4 separate regions of the Homo sapiens genome follow, and all the other regions are linked to region 1. Evidence: chromatin contacts called from ENCODE Hi-C or POLR2A ChIA-PET data. All regions are on one chromosome and are shown on one strand. Each heading gives the region's core, a stretch centred on a gene start or an enhancer-like site at or near the end of the contact. The rest is flanking DNA. Distances are from core to core; before and after follow the strand shown.

Region 1 (6,148 bases), core at 867-3,366:
CAGGTGGATGACCAAAGGTCAGGAGTTCGAGACGAGCCTGGCCAACATGGTGAATCCCTGTATCTACTAAAAATACAAAAATTAGCCAGGCATGTTGGCATGCACCTGTAATCCCAGCTACTTGGGAAGCTAAAGCATGAGAATTACTTGAACCTGGGAGGCGGAGGTTGCAGTGAGATTGTGCCACTGCACTCCAGTATGGGCGATAGAGACTCCTCAAAGAAAAAAAAAACAACTATATGAATTAAAGCTTACATTAACAACAAATAAGAGTTTGAATGTGTTATCCTGCATATGGAAATCAGATAGGTCTTTGAAGAAAAACTGCAACCTCCGCCTCCCAGGTTCAAGCGCTTCTCCTGCCTCAGCTTTCTGAGTAGCTAGGACTACAGGCACGTACCACCACGTTTGACTAATTTTTGTATTTTTAGTAGAAACAGGGTTTCATCATGTTGGCCAGGATAGTCTCGATCTCCTGACCTGGTGATCCACCCGCTTCGGCCTCCCAAAGTGCTGGGATTACAGGCGTGAGCCACTGCATCCGGCCAGAAAAACATTTTAAAATACTTTGTACACTATTTGAAATGACTATGGAATGCTTGTTTCAATCAATAAAAAAAAGAAATATGAAATGTGAAATGCTTGTTTCAATCAATAAAAAAAAGAAATGTGAAATGTAAAATTTAATAAAATTTAAATTTTAGATACATTTAAAATGTCAAAGTCCTCCTTAAGCTTCAAGAAAATAAAATCAATCTCCTTAAAATGAACAAATTATGATGAATTCGTCAAAAATATTTATATTGTGTTAACCTCATTTACCAAGACATTTCAAATTTACATCTTTGTGTCTGTTAAAGACAGATTTAGAAATACACTAATTTTATTCAAATACAGTTTTTAGTTATGATGATTAGATTTAAAGATATGTGTGATCGGTCAGTTTATGATTATGTAGAATAACATGTCAATATTTACAGGATAATGCAGGTAGGTAAGACACCTGTTCTACTATTGCATGATTTCATGATTTAACTGGTGTAATTAGGAAAGGTTTTAGATCTAATTCGAACTGTCATATCCACTTTTTTTTTTTTTTTTTTTTTTTTTTTTTTTTTTTTTTGAGATGCAGTCTCACTCTGTTGCCCAGGCTGGAGTACAGCTCATTGCAACCTCTGCCTCCAGGGTTCAACCGATTCTCGTGCCTCAGCCTCCTGAGCAGCTGGGATTACAGGCACCCGCCACCACGCCTGGCTAGTTTTTGTATTTTTGTAGAGACAGGGTTTCATCATGTTGGCCAGGCTGGTCTCGAACTCCTGACCTGAAGTAAACCACCCACCTTGGCCTCCCGAAATGCTGGGAAGATATACTTCTAATAACAGCATTTCCAACTACATTACTTGGTTGAAACAGTTGAAACTGCCATTGCAGTTGCAGTAAAGGTAACAAGAGGTAAACTTCTAATATGTAACAGGAGATTTGACTTTTCTCATATGTAACAGGAGATTTGACTTTTCATCTAGAATTAGAACCAAAATCGTTAAATTTGTATAGATATTTGCATTAGCAGAAATCCCATTTTGTTCATGTTGTTTTTAAATAAAGTGACTCGTTTAAAATTTAGTTGCATTTTAAAAATCTGTGTTATGGGAGTGGTAATACTGACTCCAGGCAGGGAAATGAGACAATTGTTAGAGACGCAGGGATGGAGCTGAGAGGTCCTCCTGGTCTCCAATGGCCCGGCGGTGGCTCGATGGGAGGGAGAGCGCCCCCTGGAGGCATTGGCGGTTCCTGGCTCGTGTGCTCGCGGGAACCCAAGCTGTGAGCCTCTGGCCCCGCCAGGGCGTACGAATCCTTTCCTCGTTTATCCAGTATTAAGTCACGCTGTGTGCTAAGTACCGTGGCCAGGCAGCAGCTAGACAACGCGCTGAGGTAAAATAGAGAACTAAGGAAGAATGGGGGACCCCAAAGTCAACTTGGTGACACATCACACGCAGGAGTCGGACCCACGGCTCCCCGAGCCACAGCTCAGTGGGGCGGGACCGCCCGGGCCTGGGCGGGGCCGGGGCGGGGCCTGTCACGGGGGAAATCACCGCCCTAGCATCCGGGGAAATCGCGGTCTTAGCATCCGGCGCGCGGCGGTTGAATTGCTGCGCCCAGCGAGGCAACCGCCTCCGAACGCCAGGTGGGGGCGAGGCGTCTCGGAGTCTCAGAGACACCAAGGCCCCTGCGACAAGGTGGCTGCAGCTAGGCCGGGGGCGTCAGGACGACGGAGCGGGTTCGGGTCGGTGACACGCAGACCTGAGGGAGCTGGGCCCGCCTTTTCCGCCCGCGCCCCAGGCCCTTGCAGATCGAGATTTGCGTCCTAGAGTGGGAAAAAAGCAGAGGCCAGGGCGCCGGTAAGTAAAGGTTCCTCCTCACCCGCCGCCAGGGCCCGGTCCGCCCAACGAGCAGGGCGGCGTGAGGGTCACGGGCTGGAAACAACAATGCCACAGCTCAAGCCGACTCCAACAGTAGTAGCGTTTTTGTTTGTTTGTTTGTTTGTTTGTTTTTTGAGACAGGGTCTCCCTCCGTCGCCCAGGCTGGAGTGCAGTGGTGTGATCTCGGCTCACTGCAACCTCCGCCTCCGGATTCAAGCGATTCTCCCGCCTTAGCCTCCTGAGTAGCTGGGGTTACAGGCGCGCGCCACCACACTCGGCTAATTTTTGTATTTTTAGTAAAGACGGGTTTCACCATATTGGTCACACCAGTCTCGAACTCCCGACCTCAGGTGATCCGCCCGCCTCGGCCTCCCAAAGTGCTGGGATTACAGGCGTGAGGCACTGCTCCTGGCCTACAGTAGTGGCTTCTGGAGGCCACTCAGGCACCCCCTGTTTCTAGCTTAGAGAAGGAGGAAATCGACAATAAAGTAGCCTTAAAGGGATCCATGTTCCGCCCTGCCACCTCTTCAGATGTCAGCGTTGTCCAACTAGTGTCCCTAGAATTACCCAGGATGTGAGTGGCACTGATTCATCAGTGGTTTAATCAGCAAAACCAAGTGTCTTACCTATCTGCCTCATCTGCTCACTGCCTCTTTCCAAGGCGTTCTCACAGGCGCAAACACTTTCTTTTCCTCCATTAATTCCAGTAGGTAAGATTTTGCAGTCTCCTTTAAGGTCCCCGTTTCTCAAAGATAGCCCAAGGAATCTCGCCACTTCCTTGCCTTTTACACATCTGGATTCATCCAGAGACATAAACCCTGACCAGGACTAGCTTCAAAAGGGTCCCACCCGTGCAGTCACATAGGGCTCAGAAGGGCCCTGTACTTACTTTCTTGCTCTGCTATGGCAATCTTGAAATTCTTAATTTTTAAACCAGCACCCGCCTCCCCTCCCCGCCACCTCCACAACATTTTCATTTTGCACTGGGCCTGGCCTTAATTCTCAATTTTCTCAAAGGCTGTCATGTAACTATATAAAAATATAGTTAAAAGAGTTTCTTCTCTAGACATGTCTTTAGTCACTAGGACATCAAGAGACAGGACGGATGCTTCTATTAACTGAGAGTTGTTGGAATCATAAAGGCTTTGTAATCCAATAGTCACCCTCCACGCCTTCTCAATTTCAGAACCTAAGAGAGTTTGCTTAGAGAAAGAACCTGAGAGGTTGTAAAGCTGAGCTGACCAAAGCTCATTGAATCACATGTAGCTATTCAGCACTTGAAATGTGGCTGGTCTGAAAAAAGATGTGCTACAAATGTTAAAACGCACACCAGCTTTTAAAGTCTCTTTTTTTCCTTTTTTTTTTTTTTTGAGACGGAGTATCCTTCTGTCGCTGGAGTGCAGTGGCGCAATCCTGGCTCACTGCAACTTCTGCTGCCTGGGTTCAAGTGATTCTCCCGTCTCAGCCTCCCGAGTAGCTGGGATTGTGGTAGCTGTGCCTGCCACCACACCCGGCTAATTTTTGTATTTTTAGTAAAGACGGGGTTTCACCATGTTGGCCATGGTTGGCCAGGCTGGTCTCGAATTCCTGACCTCAGATGATCTGCCCGCATCAGCCTCCCAAAGTGCTGGGATTGCAGGCGTGAGCCACCGCACCCGGCCAATTTTTCTTTTTCTTTTTTGAAGACGGAGTCTTACTCTGTTGCCCAGGCTGGAGTGCAGTGGTGCAACCTCGGCTCACTGCAGCCTCCGCCTCCCGGGTTCAGGTGATCCTCCTGCCTCACCTCCCCAAGTAGCTGGGACTACAGGCATGTGCCACCACGCTGTCTAATTATTTTGTATTTTTAGTAGAGACGGGGTTTCACCATGTTGGCCAGGCTGGTCTGGAACTCCTGACCTCAGGTGATCCTGAGCATTTTGGCCTCCCAAAATGCTGGGATTACAGGTGTGAGCCACTGCACCTGACACTTTTTTTTTTTTTTTTTTTTTTTTTTGAGGAAGAGTGTTGTTCTGTTGCCCAAGCTGGAGTGCATTGACTCAATCATGACTCACTACAACCTCATCTCCTCGGCTCAAGCCATCCTCTTGCTGCCTCAGCCTCCCGATCACAGGCATGCACCACCATGCCCAGCTAATTTTTAAATTTTTTTGTAGAGATGAGGTCTCACTATGAGAAACATACTCGGGCTGATCTCAAACTCCTGAGTTGAAGCAATCCTCTCGCCTCCCAAAATGTTAGGATTACAAGTGTGAGCCACTGCACTCAGCCTAAAGTCTCCTTTTTAATTTAAAATATTTTATCCACCTTTATATTAATTACATGCTTAAATGGTATTTTAAATAAATCAGATTAAATAAAATATATTCAAATTAATTTTACCTGTTCCTATTTATTTTTTAACATGACTCAGAAAATTTTAAATTGTAACTATATGTGGGGCTCACATTATATTTCTTTGGGAAAACACTATTACAAAAGTTTTGAGATATTGGAAACTTCTTATAATGTTCAGAAAAACTGCCTTCCCCACCACCCACCCCACCCAAAAAACTACTCACATTGACTCTTATCTCCCAGAAAATACCACTACCTACTCTTATCCTATGCGATCCATATCAAACAACCTTACTAACCCAGCTTAACTCAAAGGCCTTGGCAGTTAAAGAACCACAGCCTAATTACAGATGGTCTAGGGCTGCAGAGAAAGGCTCAAACTTCCCTCAGCTGTTGCATTAGAACCAACTCAGTTGCTGGCAGACCTATCTCTACTGCTTTGGCTGTTTGATTGTCCAGTTTTGCATAAGTGAACTGTAAAACTATAGAGAAAGGAAGAAAGATGTCATCAGGGAGGGTGGTCACCTCACCAACCTTCACTCCTAATTATATTGTTACAAACTCTGGCACTGCAGCATCCTTGGGCTGACTTCTTTTTGTCAGTCACACCACTTTAAAAAGTAATTAGCTTTAGTGAAGAAATTGCCGATGCTCTAGTCTGAAGTGTAGATAGGGACAGAAAATTACCTGTAAATTTAAGCTTTCACTTGAGCAGTCTCCATTAGTTATGGAATATAAAATGGGCAGACTCCAATATCTCGATCTTTAGTGTTTTGAATGGCTCTCAAAAGCAGTGTGATGAGGGAAGATGTTAGCTTTACATCAGTGTGTACTGGATGCAGTCCTAATCCAGTCCTCCTAGAGCCTCTAGTTCCATGGAAAGAGTTCTTAGTCTGTTAGTTCACATGAGTGCCAATTGTTCAAAAGAACCTGGCATCTCTCTTGCTCTGTCTCTCGCCATGCGGCATGCCTGCTCCTCCTACACCTTCTACCAAGAGTTAAAGCATCAGATGCCTAGCAGATGCTGGTGCCATGCTTGTACCACCTGCAAAACCATAAGCCAAATAAAACTCGTTATAAGTTGCCCAGCCTCAGGTATTCCTTTATAGCAAGGCAAAATGGATCAACACACTTGGTTTATGTCTTCCTTTGGAAAGATAAGGCTGTTTGTGAGCTACCTCACCCACGAGTGTGTTTTGCCTATTCACTGCTTACCCGTCTGTATTAGTCTTTCATGCTGCTGATAAAGACATACCCGAGACTGGGCAATTTACAAAAGAAGGAGGTTTATTGCGCTTACGGTACCACATGGCTGGGGAGGCCTCACAATTATGGCAGAAAGCAAGGAGGAGCAAGTCACATCTTACATGGATGACAGCAGGCAAACAGAGAGC
Region 2 (6,368 bases), core at 808-3,307, 260 kb after region 1:
TCTGAGAAGTGAGGAGCCCCTCCGCCCAGCAGCCACCCCGTCTGGGAAGTGAGGAGCGTCTCCGCCCGGCAGCCGCCCCGTCCGGGAGGGAGGTGGGGGTCAGCCCCCCACCCGGCCAGCCGCCCCGTCCGGGAGGTGAGGGGCGCCTCTGCCCGGCCGCCCCTACTGGGAAGTGAGGAGCCCCTCTGTCCGGCCACCACCCCGTCTGGGAGGTGAACCCAACAGCCCATTGAGAACGGGCCATGATGACAATGGCGGTTTTGTGGAATAGAAAAGGGGGAAAGGTGGGGAAAAGATTGAGAAATCGGATGGTTGCTGTGTCTGTGTAGAAAGAAGTAGACATGGGAGACTTTTCACTTTGTTCTGTACTAAGAAAAATTCTTCTGCCTTGGGATCCTGTTGATCTGTGGCCTTACCCCCAACCCTGTGCTCTCTGAAACATGTGCTGTGTCCACTCAGGGTTAAATGGATTAAGGGCGGTGCAAGATGTGCTTTGTTAAACAGATGCTTGAAGGCAGCATGCTCGTTAAGAGTCATCACCACTCCCTAGGAAAACCAGAGACCTTTGTTCTCTTGTTTATCTGCTGACCTTCCCTCCACTATTGTCCTATGACCCTGCCAAATCCCCCTCTGCAAGAAACACCCAAGAATGATCAATTAAAAAATAAAATAAAATAAAATAAAAGACCTAAACATAAGAGGTGAAACCATAAAACTCTTAGCAGGCTGGGAGTGGTGGCTGAAGCCTTGTAATCCCAGCACTTTAGGAGGTCAAGATGGGCAGATGGCTTGAGCCGAAGAGTTTGAGACCAGCCTGGGCAACGTGGCAAAACCCTGTCTCTACAAAAAATACAAAAATTAGCCTGGCGTGGTGATACACACCTGTAGTCCCAGCTACTAGGGAGGCTGAGGCAAGAGGATTGCTTGAGCCTGGGAAGACAAGGCTGCAGTGATCCGTGATCAAGCCATTGCACTCCAGCCTGGGAGACAGAGAGAGACTCTGTCTTGAAAACTAACTAAATAAACAAATAAAAGCAAGAATCTAAATTGGCACTTCTGCAAAGAAGATACACAAATGGTCAGTAACCACAAAAATAATGCTCAACATCATTAGTTCTCAAGGAACTGCAAATCAAAACCACAATCAGATATCACTTCACACCCACTAGGATGGTTATAATTTAAAAGACAGATAAGAGCAAATGTTGATGAGAATGTAGAGAAACTGAAACTCTCATGCACTGATGCCAGGAAGGTAAAATGGTACAATGCCTGGGTGACAGAGTGGAGAATCTGTCTCAAAGAAAAAGAAAAATCTTGAAATCGTGTCTTGTGACTTTGGAAAACAGCCTGGTAGTTCTTCGAAATGTTAAACATAGTTACCATTCCTAGGTGTATGTATACCCAGAGAAATGAAAATATATGCATACACAAAAACTTGTACACAAATGCTCTTAGCAGCATTATTCATAATAGTCCCAAAGTGAAAACAACCCAAATGTCCATCAACTAATGAATGGACAAATGTAATGTAGTACAGTAGTGCTTCTTCTCATCCGCAGTTTCACCTTCTGCAGTTTCAGTTACATACAGTCAATTGCATTGGGAAAATGTGAAATGAAAAACTCCAGAAATAAACAATTTATGAGTTTTAAATTGTGCAGGCCAGGTGCAGTGGCTCACTCCTGTAATCCCAGCATTTTGGGAAGCCAAGACAGGCAGATCACTTGAGGCCCAGAGTTCAAAACCAGCTTAGCCAACTTGGTGAAACCTCATCTCTACAAAATATACAAAAAGTAGCCAGGCATGGTGGCGCATGCCTGTGGTCCCAGCTGCTTGCGGGGCTGAGGCGGGAGGATTGCTTGAACCTGGGAGGCAGAGGTTGCAGTGAGCAGAGACTGAGCCACTGTGCTCCAGCCTGGGTGACAGAGTGGAAACGCTGTCTCAAAAAAAAAAAAAAAAAGTTTGAAACTGTGTCTTGTTCTGAGTAGCATGATAAAATCTTATGTCATCCCACTCCATCCTTCCCAGGAAGTGAATCATCCCTTTGTCCTGTGCATCTATGTTCTCTATAACACCATTAGTCACTTAGTAACTATCAGATTGACAGTTACAGTATCACAGTTCTTGTATTCAAGTCACCCATATTTTTCTTGATAATGGCCCTAAAGCACAAAAGCAGTGATGCTGGCATATTTTTATGAATTGTTCTATTTAGTTATTGCTGTTGTTAATATCTTACTGAGCCTAATTTATTTTTATTTCTATTTTTATCTTATAATTTATAAATTAAACTTTATCCTAAGTATCTATATATAGAAAAAAACATAGTATATATAGGATTTGGTGCTATCTGTGGTTTCAAGCATTCCCTGGAGAACTCGGAACATATGCCCCCCAGATAAGAGGAAACTACTGTGTATCCACATAAGGGAGTATTAAGCAATTGAAAGAAATAAAGTACTGGTAAATGCTATAACATGGATGAACCTTCAAAACATTATACTAAGTGAAAGAAGCCAGTCGTGAAACATCATAGTGTAATGCATTACATGAAATGTCCAGGCTAGGCAATCTATAGGAACAGAAACTAGATTAGTAAAAGCTAAGACTGGAGGATTTCAGAGGAAATGAGGAGTAGCTGCTGATAGGTATGAGGTTTCCTTTGGGGATGATAAAATTCGTCTAAAATTGGTTGTACTGATGGTTTCACAATTCTGTGAAACCCAAAAAGCATTGACTGGCAGGAGAGGGGATTCCTTTAAACGGGTGAATTGTGTGGTATGTAAACTATATTTCAATAAAGCTCTTACAAGAAAAAAAAAAGATGGCTATGACATGATTCTTGCTTTGGAAGAGCACGACTCAGACATTTTGAATCCTCTGCATTCCTATAAAAATTTCTGAATTGTTTTAGTGTCTTCCAATAAAAGAGGAAACAGCGGGTACAGAAGAGAATCAATAGAAACATCCACTAAAATATAAAAAGGATTACAAAATAAAAGAGTTTCACCAACACTCCAGGCAACGGGGCTAGAGATTAACATCAGCTCTATTTATACTGTTTGCGCATAATTGCATATGGTTACACATGCTTAAGTTGACTAAAAATTACATCTAGGCCGGGCACGATGGCTCACATCTGTAATCCCAGCACTTTGGGAGGCTGAGGTGGGCAGATCACTTGAGGTCAGGAGTTCGACGCCAGCCTGGCCAACATGGTGAAACCCCATCACTACAAAAATACAAAAACTGGCTGGGTGCGGTGGCTCATGCCTGTAATCCTGGCACTTTGGGAGGCCGAGGCTGGCGGATCACGAGGTCAGTAGTTCGAGACCAGCCTGACCAACATGGTGAAACCCCGTCTCTACTAAAAGTACAAAAATTAGCCAGGTACGGTGGCACATGCCTGTAATCCCAGCTACTCAGGAGGCTGAAGTAGGAGAATCACCTGAACCTGGGAGGCAGAGGTTGCAGTGAGCCAAGACTGCACCACTGCACTCCAGCCTGGTGACAGAGCGAGACTCCATCTCAAAAAAAAAAAAAAAAATTATCTGGGTGTGGTTGCGTGCATCTGTAATTCCAGCTACTGGGAGGCGGAGGCACAAGAATTGCTTGAACCCAGGAGGCGGAGGTTGCAGTAAGCTGAGATCGCGCCACTAGACTCCAGCCTGGGTGATGGATACTCTGACTCAAAAAAATTTAAAAAAATTATAAAAAATTACATCCAGGTCAGTGATTCTCAAACCTTGGTGTGCTTACCTGAAGAGCTTTTAAAAACACATATTGCTGGGCTCCACCCCAAAAACTTCTGATTCGATAGGTTTGGGATAGATCCCAAATTATTTGCATTTCTACAAAGTTCCCACGCTGATGCTGCTGGTCTGAGAACCGCTTGGAAAACTACTGGCTCAGATCTTTTCAAGATGTCATTCTCAGCTCATCTTCATCTCATTAGGTTAAAGAAGTCCTCTAGATGTTGGGAAAGTCAAGACGCACGAGACAGGCTTCCTGACAATGGTAGCTAACGCTCTGGCACTCAGAGAGGGCAAATCAGATGCACCAGGGCCTCTTCTACTTGTTAAAACTACATCTTACACCATGTTGCTTCCTATTATAACAGTAGCTGTTGCAATTTTGTTCATTCTGCCTCATATTGCAACAAAGAAGATTCTGGAGTAGCTTTTTTCTGTTGGCGCTTATTGAGAGTGGAGGAAAATAATGAAAGCCATCGCCCCTAATCACAAGGCATCAAAGCTGTTTTTAGGGGCATGTTTCTCAGCAAGATTTCCTCGAAGAGAAACCAAGGGCTTGGTCATCACTAGAACTTCACCTCTGAAATCTTACCTCACATCTGCAAATCATTCTCTCTCTCACTCACTCTCACTGTACCTTCTTTTTCTCTTTGCATTTCTGTTATGTTTGTTTCCTCCTTTCTACCAATCTGTTGAATCTGTGTAGGCCTCCGTGGCTGTACCCATTGTTGAATACCTAAGCTATTTTCACAGGCCTCCTAGGATCCAGCACCCTACCTGTCCAATGCTAAATTAGTGCTATAACCACCACTTTTCCAGTCCTACACCCGAGCCCTTTGTTTTACCCTCTCAATCTTCTGCCAGACTAGAGAGGGACAGTCATCATGCTGCAGGTTTAGAGTAGAATTGAAACCAACTTGTCTTTTTTAAGCCCATATTTACTCCTATTGCAAGAGATACTTGGTGCTGCCAATTCCTGAAACTTTTGTGTGTTTTGGGAAACATATATAGTACTTCTTTGCATTTTCCCTGCCAGCTTAAGAGTAACTTTTTCAGTCTGCTAAATCATTATCATTAGTTATGCCTGCAAGTTGTTATTGCCCCTGTCTACCCTCTTCTTCATTTGCTTTTGTGCAAACATTTATGCTTTTTAAAAAAATTTGCTGTTGTTTTAGTGGAGTTTGGAGAAACAGCAGAGGCAAATACATGTGTTAATTTCAGCATCTTTATCAAAAGCCTTGCATGTTTCCTCCTAGAGAGAGAGAGTGTGTGTGTGTGTGTAATGATTGTGAGATTCATCAGACTGATGTTTGTGGCTTTAGGCCATTCAATATTACTATTTTACAGTATCCTATTGTTTGACTATATAAAACTTTATTCATTCCTTTTTTGATGCACATTTGGGTTGTTTCCAAGTTTTGCTCTTACAAAACAATCTGCTATAAAAATTATTGTGTGTGTCTCCTTGTACACCTGCGTGAGAGTTTCTCTTAAAATGGTGGAAGATAGAATGGATTGTAAACTATAAGCCTCTTCAGCTCTGGCAGATAATATGAAATGGATTTCCAAAGTGATTTGATCAACTTACACTCCTACCAGCAATTAATAATGACTTTACACTTATGTTAACCCTTGGTATTATCAGATTTTTAAAATTTTTGCCAATCTAGTGGGTTTAAAAGGAACAAATGATCATTGGTGGATGCAAAAACTATTGCTTGTAAATTGCAAAAAGAAAAATGGACCACTACAATGGAGAGATCTGTCTGTCACCACCTTAGCTGAGTGACCAAATTTGACATCACTAACAATAAGACTATCTGGCATTATGGGTCCCCTGATGTAATGCAATATTAATTATCATGGATTTACCTATAGAATAATTCTTGTCAGAAATTATAACCCGAATTAATCAAGCTCCAGGAGAAGCTTCCACTTTACAAGAAGGTAAATGGGATCAAGTAGCAAGGTGACTGTTACTATGAGGAAACAGACAAAGCCAGAATACAGGACTTTCCATATCCGCTGTGATGACTTTAGAAAATCAGTATCATAAAGGAGGAAGGTAACTGTGTTAGATTAAATGAGACTAAAAGGACAAAACAAAACACACTTTTTGATTAAATCCTAATTGGGATAGAAGAGAAATTTGGCGACTGGGAAAGTTTGAGCATTGGGCAGATAAAAGATAATATTAATGAATTATTGTTAATTTATACAGGTATAAAAATGTAATAGATATTGATAAATTTAATAATTATAATAAATATAATTATAAATTTAATAGTTTTCTCCAGGGTATGTGTATATTGTTAAAATTGTACATTGTAAAAATTTCACCATATTTGCTTTAATAATGGTTAAATCTAGATAATGCAGAATGGATATAAAGAGAATAATTGTATGGTTCTATTTTTATGTCTTTTTGAAATTTTTAATTACATATCATAATATTAGAAAAATGTATATCAGGCTGGATGCGGTGGCTCATGCCTGTAATCCCAGCACTTTGGGAGGCCAAGGCAGGCGGATCACCTGAGGTCAGGAGTTCTAGACCTGCCTGGCCAACGTGGTGAAACCCTGTCTCTACTAAAATACAAAAATTAGCCAGGC
Region 3 (6,635 bases), core at 514-3,013, 310 kb after region 1:
GTCGCCCCCGCAGGAGTCAGCCGGCGTGGACGCCCCAGCACGCTCCTTCTTGGTGCTGCCGGTCGCCCTGCAATTCCGAGAAGAAAGTCAGAGACGCCGTGGCCCACAGAGGCGCTTAGTTTTCCTCGCTCACACTCACGTTGCTTCCTCATCGCGTTCTTCTTTTTCTCCCTGGGTGCTTTCTCTCCTCTCCAGGAAAGCGGATTTGGAGGAACAGGTTTCGTGACTGTCATCCAACTGGAAAAGGCCCCGCGAGCTGGAAGGGGGGGCGGGGGGGGGGACGGGTGCACCCTCAGAGTTATTGCTGGAGGCTGTGGCCAGGCCGGGCAATGTGGTGACTTCCGCTGGCAGGCTGAGGCCCACCCCAGCCCTCCCACCTGGGCCACGGGGCTCTCAGCGGGAGCCCCAGTTATGACCGGACACCAGCGCACCGCCAAGGAGACAGCCACGTGGGGACATGCCGGGCTAGCAGGGTCAGAGCCACTTTGAGGACTAGTGACCTCGGTTCCCTGGCTTAACCAGGTCCTTATGGGTGAGAATCCTGAAGAGGGGGAGAGGGATGGAGGCGAGGGACAGTAGGCAGGAGGAGCTGATGAATAGGAAGGAGGAAGAAGATGAAATAAACAAGAAAGAAAGAAATTACGTTCAGAGCGCTGCTCACCTTTTCCATGTCTTCTGCACCTTCATAGCCTTCAAAGGTGTCCATGGAGCTAAACTCCCTGCTGGAGCAGCCTTGGGGAAAGAAAGGAAAGGATGGGGCCTCTCTGGGGTGGGAGGACAGCCCCTCTGCCCATGGCAGGGTGTAGCAGGCAGTGCCTGTTGCAGGCGGGGTCCTCCCCATCTCTAACTCCTGCTCTCCCAGGGCCTGCACTCCGCTGGGCTGTGAAGGGAGTCTGATTTTTTCAGGCTCTTTCCAGCGCTGAAATGCCTTAATTCACTGAGAAGAAGCGTCCACATGCTTTTCATGGCCCTACCTCCCTGTTCGTCCAAGAAAACAGTCGTCTTTTTTGCTTGCCTGTCTTCTAACCATGCCTCCGTCCCTTCTTCCTCCCCTGTCTATTTCCCACCCTCCTCCCCTTCTTGCCTCCTTTTCTTTCCCGTAATTAATGTCCATTTCCCATCTCCCTGGCAGCCTCTGCCAAGTGTCACTGCTCCCCATAAGGGAAAATAAGAGGAACAAGCAAGTGCATCCATCCCTGCCTCTCTCCGCAGTGAACTGATAAACCCATCAGTCTTGCCCGTGGTGCACCTGTTACATCCCCGGGAGGTGTTGGACACTGTGGGGAACAGCAGCCACCGCCAAATACTCAGCAACTGCCCTGTGCCTGGTGGGATGGTAGGCGTTTGTCAAAGTTTAAGCCTCACAACCCTGTAAGGGTCTCAGCCCCCTTTACAGTTGGGGAAACAGACAGCAATGGTCACTTGGCCAAGTCCTCTTGGCCTGTGGCAGGGCAGCTGGCTTCTCCAGCCCTGCTGCTCTTTACCCTCGCTCTGAGTGAGATGCGGTTTCTGCGCCACACGGCTCACAAGCCAGGGTAGGGAGCCGAGCATCTGCATAAAGCTCCCAGCACAGGGCAGCCCCAGACTGAGGCTCGGCTGAGTAATCCACGCGGCGGGAGCCGTGCTAGGAAAGTGTCTGCTCAGGCGAGAATTCAGGGAGGTTTGGGCAGGCCTTGAGGGGCGGACAGGACTGGAGAGGGAGGGCCTTCTGGGCAGAGGCATGGCGGGAGGGCTGTAGGCGGCAGTGGAGGGAGCTGCAGTTATCTGGGTGAGCAGGCAGCGGACAAGTGACGTCTCCCGGCCTGCTGCCCCAGGCCCCCCACAAGCCGCGTTCTGGGGCCGTGGCCTCCCCAGAGCAGATCAGTGGGGGCTGTGTGAGCAACACTGGGGGCAGCTGGGCAGCGCCTCCCTGGAGGCCCCTCTGAAATCCCGCCGGATGCTGGCAGGCTCCAAGGGGGCTGGACACCATCTTCTCAGGTTGAAGCAAGTCCTGGTTGAGTTCCTAGTCCAGGAGGTGGGATGGGTGAGGGGTGGAGGGCAGAGGAGAAACTGCGTCAGGGATGTGTCCGCCACCTTCATCCTCCAGACGGGACTTGGGAGCGGCTGCAGGAAACCCTGAGAGATTCCTCTTTAGGGAAGTCATCCAGCCCTGGGGTCCCCTTATGCCGGGAGCAGTGAGGACAGAAGAATGACCATCTATCTTGCTGAAAGCTCTGTGAGGGAGGAACGGAAGAACGGAGGGAGCTACGACCTTGACCATCCCCTGAGTGTCCATGGCCTCTGTGCTCCGGATGATGCCGGGGCTGCCAGGGACCACAGAGCCACCCACTGGGAGGCTGGGGGTTGGCCTGGCTCAGGGGCGTTCGTCAGCCATAGACACCCACAGCATGTGGTGGGCAGGGCTGGGAGGTGACACAGGAACTGAAAAACCTGAGAAGCTCCAGCCACTCCGCAGGGTAAGTGCCACCTGGGGTAAAATGATTAGCTGGTTCCAGCCCCTCCGCAGGGTAAGTGGCACCTGGGGTAAAATGACTGCCTGGAGCTGGCAGCTGCTTTCTCTGCTCTCCCCAGGGCCCTGCAGGGAAGCGTGGAAAGGCGGCACAGGGCTGGACCCAGAGGAGCTCTCAGATGCTGGACTGGACTGTTTCAGGGGTCATCTAGCCCATTCCCCGCCTCCAGGCGAGGATTTGCTTGAGCCTGGAAAGATGAAGGATCCTCCCAGTGCCGTCAAGCCCCGGATTCCACCTCCCTGTAGGTGGACTGCCAGCGCAGGCCCTGACAACGCAGAGAAAGACACAGGACCCAGCTGGGCCAGTGACAGCAGGAGCTCCTGGTGCCACAGGTGAGGGTGGGGACGCCTGGAGCACCATGGGGGTCCTGGTTTAGTCTACAGCAGGGTCTTAAAATAGGATGTAAGTGTTACATCTTGACACAGTGTACACATGCTGACACATATTAAAACAAATTTTACACAGCAGTATTATCCTGAGTATGAGTGACGCCTTTTAAGGAGTTTATATTCTATTAATTCCCTTTTTAAAATGCTGGTCCACATCCACTGAATTGATTTTATGACCTACTAATAATGTGTTATAACCCACAATTAGAAAGGCACCGTTCTAGGGCAGGGCAGAGGGAGACAGAAAAGAAAGAGAAGCAGAAAGGAAATAATAAGGACAAAGGGAAGGAAGAACAAAGTGAGGTCAGAGTGGAGGAGGGTGTTTTGTGGGAGGTCACACAAATGCCTGCCATGATGTCCCTTCAGCCCTCTCCTAACACAAACCACATCCCACTCTGTGTCTGCCCTTAAGTCTTTTCCATTGGACCCTGGGTTTATATTTTATTAATATAAAAGAATATATTTTTGGTGGAAGGGATATATAATAGAATATATATAATATATAGAGATAAGATAAATAGAATATATATAATATATAGAGATAAGATATATATAATAGAATATATAATATGTATAGATAAGATACATATAATAGAATATATATAATATATATAGATAAGATATATATAATAGAATATATGTTTGGTGGAAGGGCTATCTTTTTCACCTCTGTAAACCCACAGCTTCTAGCAGAAGAATTAGAATCAGGCAAAAAGCTTAGAGAACACCCCACCCCTAAGTCAAAAAAATTCTCATTTTGCAGGAATGGAAACTGTGACTCATAATAGCCAGCTAGTCAATGATTATTCCCCCCAGTCCCTGGCGCATCAAGATTTGCTGGTAGGTGGTCATAAGCATCATTTTTTTATTTCTAAAGTGAAGACAATGATATCTACTTTGGAGATTTAGTGGAAGGATTAGCAAAATGTACATCAAGAACAGTGTCTGGCCAAGGCAGGGTGTCTCACGCTTGTAATCCCAGCACTTTGGGAGGCTGAGATGGGTGGATCACCTGAGGTTAGGAGTTCGAGACCAGCCTGGCCAACATGGTGAAACCCTGTCTGCACTAAAAAAAAATACAAAAATTAGCTTGGCATGGTGGCGGGCACCTATAAACCTAGCTACTTGGGAGGCTGAGACAGGAGAATCGCTTGGACCTGGGAGGTAGAGGTTGCAGTGTGTCGAGATTGTGCCATTGCACTCCAGCCTGGGGGATAGAGCGAGACTCCATCTCAAAAAAAAAAAAAAAGAACAGTGTCTAGTACACCATAGAAACTCAATAAATAACATTTGCTAGTAATACGAGTAATAACCAGCCAGATGTGTTGGCTCACACCTGTAATCCCAACACTTTGGGAGGTCAAGGCAAGAGGATCTCTTGAGCCCAGGAGTTTGAGACCAGCCTGGGCAACATAGGGAGACCCCGTCTCTAAAAAAAACTTTAAAAATTAGCCGGGTGTGGTGGCCTGTGCTGTAATCCCAGCACATTGGGAGGCCGAGGCAGGAGGATTGCTTGAGTCTGGGAGGTCAAGGCTGCAGTGAGCCGAAATCATGTCATCGCGCTCAGCCTGGGCGACAGAGCAAGACCCTGTTTCAAAAAAAGAGTAACAGCCTCAGAATAGCACCAGTCACTTCAGGTATGCTACTGTTACTAACTTTTCAGGGAGTTTTGGCTGCAGATGTCTTCATCCTAGGCAATGGAAATCATCATAAATACCTAGATAATGTCCATAGAAATCAAAACAAAGCAAACATGCATACATACACCAGCAAAAAACAAATTCAAGCACACAGGCCTTAACAAATACCTTGGTTACATCAACTTTTTTGTTTGTTTGTTTTTGAGACGAAGTCTCACTGTGTCAACAGGCTGGAGTGCAGTGGCATGATCTCAGCTCACAGCAACCTCTGCCTCCCAGGTTCAAGTGATTCTCTTGCCTCAGCCTCCCAAGTAGCTGGGACTACAGGCACACACCACCATGCCCAGCTAATTTTTGTATTTTTAGTGGAGACGGGGTTTTACCATGTTGACCAGGATAGTCTCAATCTCTTGACCTTGTGATCCGCCTGCCTCAGCCTCTGAAAGTGCTGGGATTACAGGCTTGAGCCACCATGCCCGGATACATCAACATTTTAAGTGAGTGTACATTTTTGAAAAATGAATGGAATGATCTTACTCACCCACTGATTTTGCTCAGTATTTTGGGAAAGATATAATCCTCAGAGACTCTGGGCTTCTCCCAGTCTATGTGCCAAAATAAACGTAAAGAGTATGTGTAGAAATGGATAATATAAACGGGAAAGGGAGGGGCAGGAAAATTTATGATAATAAGAGCTCAAGAACGTTCTCTCTTTCCTCTGCAGATCTTTGAAATTCATAGTTTATAAATATAAATGTTTTGGGAAATTTAGTTTTACTGCTTAGTGTTTAGAATACTGTGTGGTTTTTCTTTACAAAGTGAATCTATTAACGAGCAAATTTAGTAGATAATTTAAATTATGCTAATCAGAAAACACAGCCTGGTGCTGCGGCTCATGCCTGTAATCCCAGTGACCAGGAAGGTTGAAGTGGGAGGATGGCTTCAGCCCAGGAGCTCCAGGCTGTTGAGCTATGATCACACTGCTTGCACTCCAGCCTAGGTAACAGAGCAAGACCCCAACTTTAAAAAACAAAAAACAAAAGAACACACTTTTTTGTAAATTAAAGATGGAAGTATTTTGGTCTAAATTTGTCTTTTCCCTTCCACTAGATGGCAGAATGGAGCCACTCTAGATAGTGCTACCAAGTTGGCAGCTCTTCCAACATTTTAAATGGTCAAACTGTATTTTTGTTTTGGTTCCCTCTCTCGTTTAATGAAAAAGAAAGGTAAACATTGCATATGCAAATTTCAGGACCATTTCACTTTGACTGAAAAAGCTGGAGCTGCCTTAAAGAAACTTCTTGGGCCAGGCGCCGTGGCTCACGCCTGTAATCCCAGCACTTTGGGAGGCCGAGGTGGGCGGATCACGAGGTCAGGAGATCGAGGCCATCCTGGCTAACACGGTGAAACCCCGTCTCTACTAAAAATACAAAAAATTAGCCAGGCGTGATGGTGGGCGCCTGTAGTCCCAGCTACTTGGGAGGCTGAGGCAGGAGAATGGCGTGAACCCATGAGGCGGAGGTTGCAGTGAGCCGAGATTGGGCCACTGCACTCTAGCCTGGGTGACAGAGCGAGACTCCGTCTCAAAAAATAAAAAAAAGTAAAAATACAGAAAAGAAACTTCTTGGCCGGGCGTGGTGGCTCACGCCTGTAATCCCAGCACTTTGGGAAGCCGAGGTGGGCAGATCAGGGGGTCAGGAGATCGAGACCATCCTGGCTAACACAGGGAAACCCCGTCTCTACTAAAAAAATACCAAAAATTAGCCGGGCGTGGTGGTGGGCACCTGTAGTCTCAGCTGCTTGGGAGGCTGAGGCAGGAGAATGGTGTGAACCCGGGAGGCGGAGCTTGCAGTGAGCCGAGATCTCACCACTGCACTCCAGCCTGGGCGACAGAGCGAGACTCCGTCTCGAGAAAAAAAAAAAAGAAAGAAAGAAAGAAAAAAAGAAACTTCTTATTCACTGTCTGAGGGGCTGAGTTCGGGCTTTATCCTTTAGAGAAAACTTGGCCAGTACCATTGTCCTAACATTAGTGAAACTTTACTCTGAGCCAGGTGCTGTGCTTCTCCCATCTCATTTACTCTTCATACGGAGACTAG
Region 4 (6,686 bases), core at 2,985-5,484, 500 kb after region 1:
GTTAGCTGTCAGCAGTGTTTTCTGTAATGACCATGTATTACTTTCACAATTAAAAAAGAGACCAGAACAAAGCAAAGTTTTCACCTCACACACATTTACTCTGAGAATTTTGTTCAAAGACACATAATATAGTATATTAAAATAGGACCTTTTCCTCCAACTAGTTCACTATCTTTTCTCATTATTGACCCTGTAAAGTAGACTGTCTTCAGAGATTGGGATTTCATTACCGCAATATCTTATTTACCTTTCAGTTCCTAACACCGAACATCATATCTGATACATAGGCAGTGCTTAGTAAATGCTTGTAGAATGAATGGATAAGTGAATGGCATAGTAGAAGGCAGAAGCGCACCCCGTTTGGTTAGAAATGCAAGTGAGATCTGTCAAAGGATACAAAATTACAGCTAGATAGGGGGATAAATTCTAGTGTTCTGGACCACTGTAGGATGACTACAGTTAACAATAAGATAAAATTTCAAATAGCTAGAAGGGTATTGAATGTTCCCGACACAAGGAAGTGATAAAGGTTTGAGATGATGGATATACTAATAACCTAATCCGATCACAATACAGTATATATATGGAAATATCACTATATATGCCATAAATAGGTATAACTATTATTTATCAATAAAAAATAAGACTAAATATTTTTTTAAGAAGAAAAATGCAAGTGAGCCAGAAAACAAAATGGGTCAAGTCACTGTGTGACTGAGTAGAATGATCACATTAAGTACAGTCAGATTTCTGTTTGGGAGGAGCTGAGGTCAATAAGCCTAGTGTGAAAGTCAAGGTACAGAATTTATCTTGAAGCTGCTTTTGCAGAGCAAACACATTGTTTTTAGAAATTTTGTGTTTATCTGCATGCACTTGGGGACTGGTGGAGATAATGGGGGACTTCCAGCTACAGCTTGTCACTCCTGAATCATCACCACCTGTCACTTCCTGACCTCCCATAGCTCTGATACTTATGACTTCCATTTAAGTCCTGAGACTGTTTACTACTTGCTGTTCTGTGAATCTTGCCTTCACAACCAGGAACCTTAAACTGTGCCTAACAAAATGTTTGCTCGCTTGCCTTGTTATTCAAAGCAACCAGCAGCATTCTTATCTCCTGGAGCTTATTAGAGATGCAGGATCTCAGGTCCTGACCAAGACCTGTGGAATCAGAATCTACACTTGCACAGGATCCACCAGGGGAGCGACACGCACGTAGTTGTTCGACAGGGGACCAAATTCTGTTTTCCTGCACTGTGGATGCTCTCTTTCCAAAGACCTTCCCTTGAAAAAAGGAAGGTCCCAAATGAATGCATGTGCATATTTCAAGTGTCATTAAGTTTCAGCCTCATTTCTAGTCCAATTATTTACTTAACAACATTATTGACACCTTCTACTTGGTGGGAACTGAGGAAGGGTGCAGCAGGAGGAGGAAAGGAGAAACTATTCTACATGATGTAAGATATGCGACCCTCAAATCAAGGCAGTGCATTATGTGTTCCCTGAGTAGTTTAGACAAAATTTTATAGGAATGCAGATTACAAAAGCACCATTCCTTTCTAGAATAGAGAACACTGTGGAAGAAGTGGTGTTGGTCCTTAAAGAATAGGTGTGTCCCAAGGTCAGAGGTCATCAGGGGAGGGCATGCTCAGCAGAGGGAGAGGCACAAGCAAGACACAGAGACTGGAAATTGCAGTGCATGTTCAGAAAACAGGGTGGCATCCAGTAGAATGGAGTGAAGAGTTGGTGTAGTCTGGGAAATAATGGCAGAGATAGCAAGAAAGGAAGCCTGAGGGAACAGTCATAGAAATTATACCATTTATGTCAGACTGAAAATGTAAGATCTGATGCAGCATATAAATGTAGAGGTAGTTTAGTAAGATTAATTGTGGGAAGAGGAGCAGTATAGTATGAATTTCAGTAAGGAGGTAAGTACTGGAAATATTAAGAAACTGGCATTAAGAATAAACAGAAAATAAGAATGAGAGATACCCTATACATTCTTGGCAAAGACCTGGTTAAGTACTCTTTTCCATCCTTTATTAAAACTAACAAAATCGTAGTGATTTCTTACCTGGGCGAAGAGTACAGTTATAAGCAGCTAAATAGAGAACTCTACTTGGGTTGTTCATATAAAATATTGCTTTGCATTGACCATAAACCTGAAACCAACAAATGCATTTTATGACATAGCGAATGCAACTATGAGCTTTTAAAATACCTCCAAAATTAAAGTCAGACATTTTCTTTTAAAGTAGTTAGAAACTTAAGATCAAATTCTGTGGTTTTGGCTGGGAGGAACTGCAGTTGATGATCAAACTGTTTAACCTTTCCCTAGGACACAGCTAGAATATGTTTCCAAGCCTCCCCAACACGTGTGACTGTGTATAATTGAGTTCTAACCACAGGAAGGTGAGCAGAAGTGAGGTGTAACCATTTCCAGATCTGGCTCATAAGGGTCTCCCACGTTCTCACTGTCCTCTATGCTCTTTCTCTGTGCACAGCTTGATGCAGATGAGCAGGTAACCATGGAAGTCGTGAGCTGAGGCTGCAGAGTCTAGAGCCAGAGTGTGGAATAAACTTGGGTCTCAAATCACCCCTGGAGCAAAGCACCCATCTAATCAGGAACTTCTACTTTCAACTTTACATGCGTGAGAAATGAACTTCTATCATGTTAGAGTGAGTATACAGTTTTTGTGTCTGTGTTTTAGTAGCTAGTGTCACCATAACAAATATAATTCACAACAGGATATTCACTTTTCAAAATCAAGTTGGGTACAGTTTGACCAATTGGCTACATGATTAGGAAAATATCTTGATCAAATAGTTTTCTTCTAAACACTTACATCACTATTCTGTACTCACACTGTAAAGTTTTATATCAATTACTGAAAATCATCCCAGGATAATTAAGAATGAAATGAAATGGATTATCTATTTTCAAGTCTCTTCTATGATCATCTTTAGAAGATTAATTCTGAGGCCCTTTATTATGCTCTGTGGTTTCAGGAAATCCTTACACGGCGCCCTTGAGAGCTTTCATACTGCAAGTCATCCATTTTCCTCCCCTCAAACCTGGCATCGGAGTTTATTGAAACAAAGCAAAATAAAACAAATAGACAAAGCTCTACCTCCATCACTTCTGCAGTCTACATTAACCCCACGTCCAGAATATTCACACCTCAGGTCTTTTTCTCACAATTGAAACACTGGTTCAGAGCCTAACGGAAGGTCTTGGAGGTAAAAACACAACTTGGGGCAACTTTTCCATTCTGTTCTGCATGACCCCAATGGGACTTCTCAGAAACCCCTCTCATGAATTAAACTTTGTTCTGTCTAGAGCATTAGAATAAGCTTATGGGCACCTGCCAGGAGATTATAAAGTGGGCCATTTAAAAGATGACAGATATTGAGCACCCTTGACCCTGTAGAAAGAGTGTACCTACTTGCTTTCCCTAGGGCCCTTAATGGTTTATAAAAACAAGCACTCACTGATTCAAAAAATATCCTCATTCCACAGTCTTGCCATGCCTTCTTTCTGAGCACATGGCAGTCAGTCTCTAGCACATCCAGTGTAAGATAGAACAGAGATCCCAGGCCACCCTGTGGGAAGGGGTAGAGAAATGCAATACATTTCACAGGAAGTAGAAACCTAGAAAGACCACACAAAAAAACCCCTGCTTTATGGCAAAGCCAAAGAATATTTGTGAAGATTCCCCGTAAACCATTAAATCTGACACAAGTGTCAGAGTAGGATCACTGTTAACACTTGTTTTTACTAACAATAAGTGCGTTGTTGCTGACCCTGGCAGAGGAGAACAGAGAGTTCTCGGCAGGGCTTCCAATACAGAAAACACCTGCCAGGGTGTCTCTGGGTTCCCTCACCCTGGCCAGTCTCTCCAGCTTGCCCACATCCCTGCCCCAGAGTGGGAACTGTCCCTACTTGCCCGTCTGTATTCCTGGGCGTCGTTCACTCGGTTGAGTCTCAGCACATAGCCATCCTTTCTGTCTTTGTTAATATCCCGCAGGGCAAAGCCTGCAACTGCCAGCACATCTGAGTCATTGCAGCCCCGGGAGAGCAGAGCCGAGGGGTTGAGGGCCAGCTGGGGTGGAGACATTGCTCCGCAGCACAGGACTAGGATGCAGAGTGCCAGGGGAAGGAGCAGACCCATTCTGTGGAGAACAAGGCCCAGGATGGGTCAGTTTGTGGAGCTGCAGGGACTGGCTGGCTTGTAAGGCTCTTTAAGGCAGACTTGAGCGGTTTTGTTACAACTGGAAGGGCTAACCAAGTTCACCTTGAATTCTGAACTTGGATTTTCCTAAGTCAGTACTTTGGATAGCATTTCCCAATGATTCTAACCTTAGACCCTTGAGCAACCTCATATCCACCTGTACATACAAATGAATTTAAGTTTCCCAACTGTTTCCTGAGAAATCATAACATTTGTTCAAGGCTCTTATGATTAGATTCTGATTTGCAGGTCCCCTCCTGAATAGGAATATGGAGGACTGTCCCATTCTCCCCCTCTCCCCTAACACCTTTGCTGTGGAGGTCTCCTTGGCCACTCTAATAGTTATCTTATGTCCCAGTGGTGCTTGGTGAATTCAGACTTCCTGGCTGACACTCTGTGTGCAAAGCCCTTGTTAGATCAGGGAGGTAGTTGAACCCCACAGTCATCTGCCAGAAGCACAGTTGAGATTCCTTAAGCACTTTGGCCATCTGGGTGGAAAATGTTCTACTTATCATCATTTAAGTTATTTTTAAACAATGACTTTACTTAAGGGGAAAAAGTCAAAGAGATATAAAAAGTTCTCACATTGTATTTCAAGCCTATTCTTCCTTTTATGCATATGTATGGAAGCAAGCTCATTAAGAGACTAAAGCCCCATACTCTTGCTAAAAGAAAGATACTGAAGGGCAGGTGGGTGGCAACACATTGGTTGGGACTCTTGCCTTCTTTTTTTTTTTTTTTTTTTAGCTTCTATTTGTGATTCAGAAAGGTTCTACTTATTGGGACCATACAAAAGACAATTATCTTTTAAAAACTGTATTTCAACAAAAAACACATATCAGCAGTAGTTTGTCATGAGAGAAAAGAGACAAAATGGGAAAGAAGCCTCTAGAAGAGGTTATCATGAAGGGCATTCTATAAAGCCCTAGTCCATGAGGTGAGTAACCACCCCCTAACTCTCTCCCTACTCCTAGCCCTTCTCTTCCTTCCTGTCCCTGTCCAAGGATTCTGCATTCAAATAAGTTTAGGAACTGCTGAATCCTTCTGTGTGCTTGCTGGTACACAGTGGTGGCTATTGTGTAATGCTGAGAGGATTATCCTATCCTGATGAGGGCTCCACCCTCATGAATGGAATATGCCATTATCTTGAAAGTGAGTTCCTGATAAAAGGATGTGTTTGGTCCCCTTCTCTCTTCCTTTCACCTGTGTGATGCCTTCCACCATGTTATGATGTAGCATGAAGGCTCTCAGCAGGTATAGCCCCTCGATCTTAGACTTCCCAGCCCCCCAAACCATGAGCCAAAGTAATTTCTGTTCATTATAAATTCCCTGGTCTCTGATATTCTGTTATAACTACATAAAACTAACTGAGGCACAGCCCTAATTAATTTCTGGAGAGAAATAGTTTTTGAGGATTGATTGAAAAACCCAAATCTAAAGATCCCAGCTCTGTGGATGTGGGCTGTAGGCATTGTTTTCAAATAGGAACGATACTAGCAAAATGGGTACAGAAACCAGACATTCAGATTCTGGGGCACAACAAAGGTTTAGCTTCAGCCAGTGAGGAGACAAACATTCATTGAGCTTGAGCAACGTACAGAAAGAGGTTGAGAAGGATCTGGGGCCTGAGGATGCAGAACAAAGAGGAGGAGAATGGTCTGGGACCTGAGGAATATATTAGACTTATATAGGTGAAGGCCATGAGTGCAACTAAAATAAAAGGCAGGACTCAAACAGATAAAAAGATCCAATAACATGGAAATCGTGCACCACCACTTATGCACCTGGGTTTCAACCCAGTCTCAAACAACCTGAGCTGGCCTTCTCCTAGGCTGTGGAGTATGGGAGCCCTGGGAGAGGAAGCAGGGGAAGAGTCCAGCCTTTGGTGTCAGGCAGTCTTGGGTTTAAATTCCACCTCTTCCACTGCACGGTAAGAGGGCCTGTGACACTGGGTGTGCCACACAGCATTTTGTTTCCTTATTCATAAAACAATGGCACTCCCAGCATATGTATACATGCACAGTTGCACCTGCCTGTAGAAAGAGAATAGAGTTCCTCTTTCCCTAGAAGCCCAACCCAGGTACACTTGTGTTTGGTTCCCATCACATATGGGAACAACTTTAGTATCAGCATGGAAGTTAAATTTCTGCTCAGGAGTGAAGAACAAGGCTGTGGAGATAGATCAATCTAGGTTTTGTTGAATCCAGTGTGTCTAATAGAAATACAATGCAAGTTACATATTTAATTTTAAAATTTCTGGTATCTGCATTCGAAAAGTAAAAAGAAACAGATGATATTAATTTTAACAATATTTTGCTTAACCTGTCAATCCAAAATATTATAATTTCAATATGTGATTAACATAAAAATTATGAAAGGCACAGTTTACATTCTTTGTTTCACACTATGGCATACCCCAATTTGGAGTAGCCACAGTTAAGACGCTCAAGAGTT

Evidence for each region. A loop is a pair of places that touch in the nucleus more often than their neighbours do. ChIA-PET counts read pairs that join two places held with the same protein, here RNA polymerase II (POLR2A). Pooled maps may share reads with other maps.
Region 2: a loop to region 1 is called in a pooled map, with 4 times the contacts of the local background. The contact joins the enhancer-like site here to the promoter of RPL39L in region 1. A Hi-C loop is called at or near these places in 6 of 50 pooled maps. POLR2A ChIA-PET finds 5 or more read pairs at or near these places in 4 of 52 experiments (H1, HCT116, activated CD4-positive, alpha-beta memory T cell and 1 more).
Region 3: a map of B cell shows a loop between it and region 1 (14-fold over the local background). The contact joins the promoter of LINC02043 here to the promoter of RPL39L in region 1. A Hi-C loop is called at or near these places in 3 of 168 maps with a recorded cell type or tissue (B cell, CD4-positive, alpha-beta memory T cell and PC-9) and 10 of 50 pooled maps. POLR2A ChIA-PET finds 5 or more read pairs at or near these places in 15 of 52 experiments (B cell, CD4-positive, alpha-beta T cell, Panc1 and 9 more).
Region 4: a loop to region 1 is called in a map of heart right ventricle, with 4 times the contacts of the local background. The contact joins the promoter of FETUB here to the promoter of RPL39L in region 1. A Hi-C loop is called at or near these places in 1 of 168 maps with a recorded cell type or tissue (heart right ventricle) and 2 of 50 pooled maps. POLR2A ChIA-PET finds 5 or more read pairs at or near these places in 1 of 52 experiments (activated T-cell).

The regions. Positions count from the first base shown.
Region 1 is chr3:187,135,464-187,141,611 of GRCh38, reverse strand. RPL39L (ribosomal protein L39 like) reads left to right here and starts at 2,116. Exons shown (of 3, transcript NM_052969.3): 1 at 2,116-2,399. RefSeq lists a silencer at 1,976-2,205 and enhancers at 2,246-2,395, 2,436-2,535, 2,404-2,910, 4,100-4,600.
Region 2 is chr3:186,878,665-186,885,032 of GRCh38, reverse strand. No RefSeq gene overlaps it. Among named protein-coding and RNA genes, the nearest start is that of ADIPOQ-AS1, 20 kb to the right of the region's middle. RefSeq lists enhancers at 3,975-4,475, 4,476-4,976. Within about 2 kb of position 2,057, at least 2 of the 41 ENCODE cell types and tissues checked have a DNase peak (open chromatin) inside an H3K27ac peak, as active enhancers do.
Region 3 is chr3:186,820,649-186,827,283 of GRCh38, reverse strand. It overlaps LINC02043 (long intergenic non-protein coding RNA 2043), which reads left to right and starts at 1,763. Exons shown (of 4, transcript NR_125409.1): 1 at 1,763-1,977; 2 at 2,572-2,842; 3 at 3,663-3,739. It also overlaps the pseudogene MCF2L2P1.
Region 4 is chr3:186,637,947-186,644,632 of GRCh38, reverse strand. FETUB (fetuin B) reads right to left here and starts at 4,234. Exons shown (of 7, transcript NM_014375.3): 1 at 3,948-4,234; 2 at 3,493-3,603; 3 at 2,075-2,162. The coding sequence starts at 4,172. It overlaps HRG-AS1 (HRG and FETUB antisense RNA 1), which reads left to right. Exons shown (of 3, transcript NR_187317.1): 2 at 2,505-2,679; 3 at 3,010-3,124.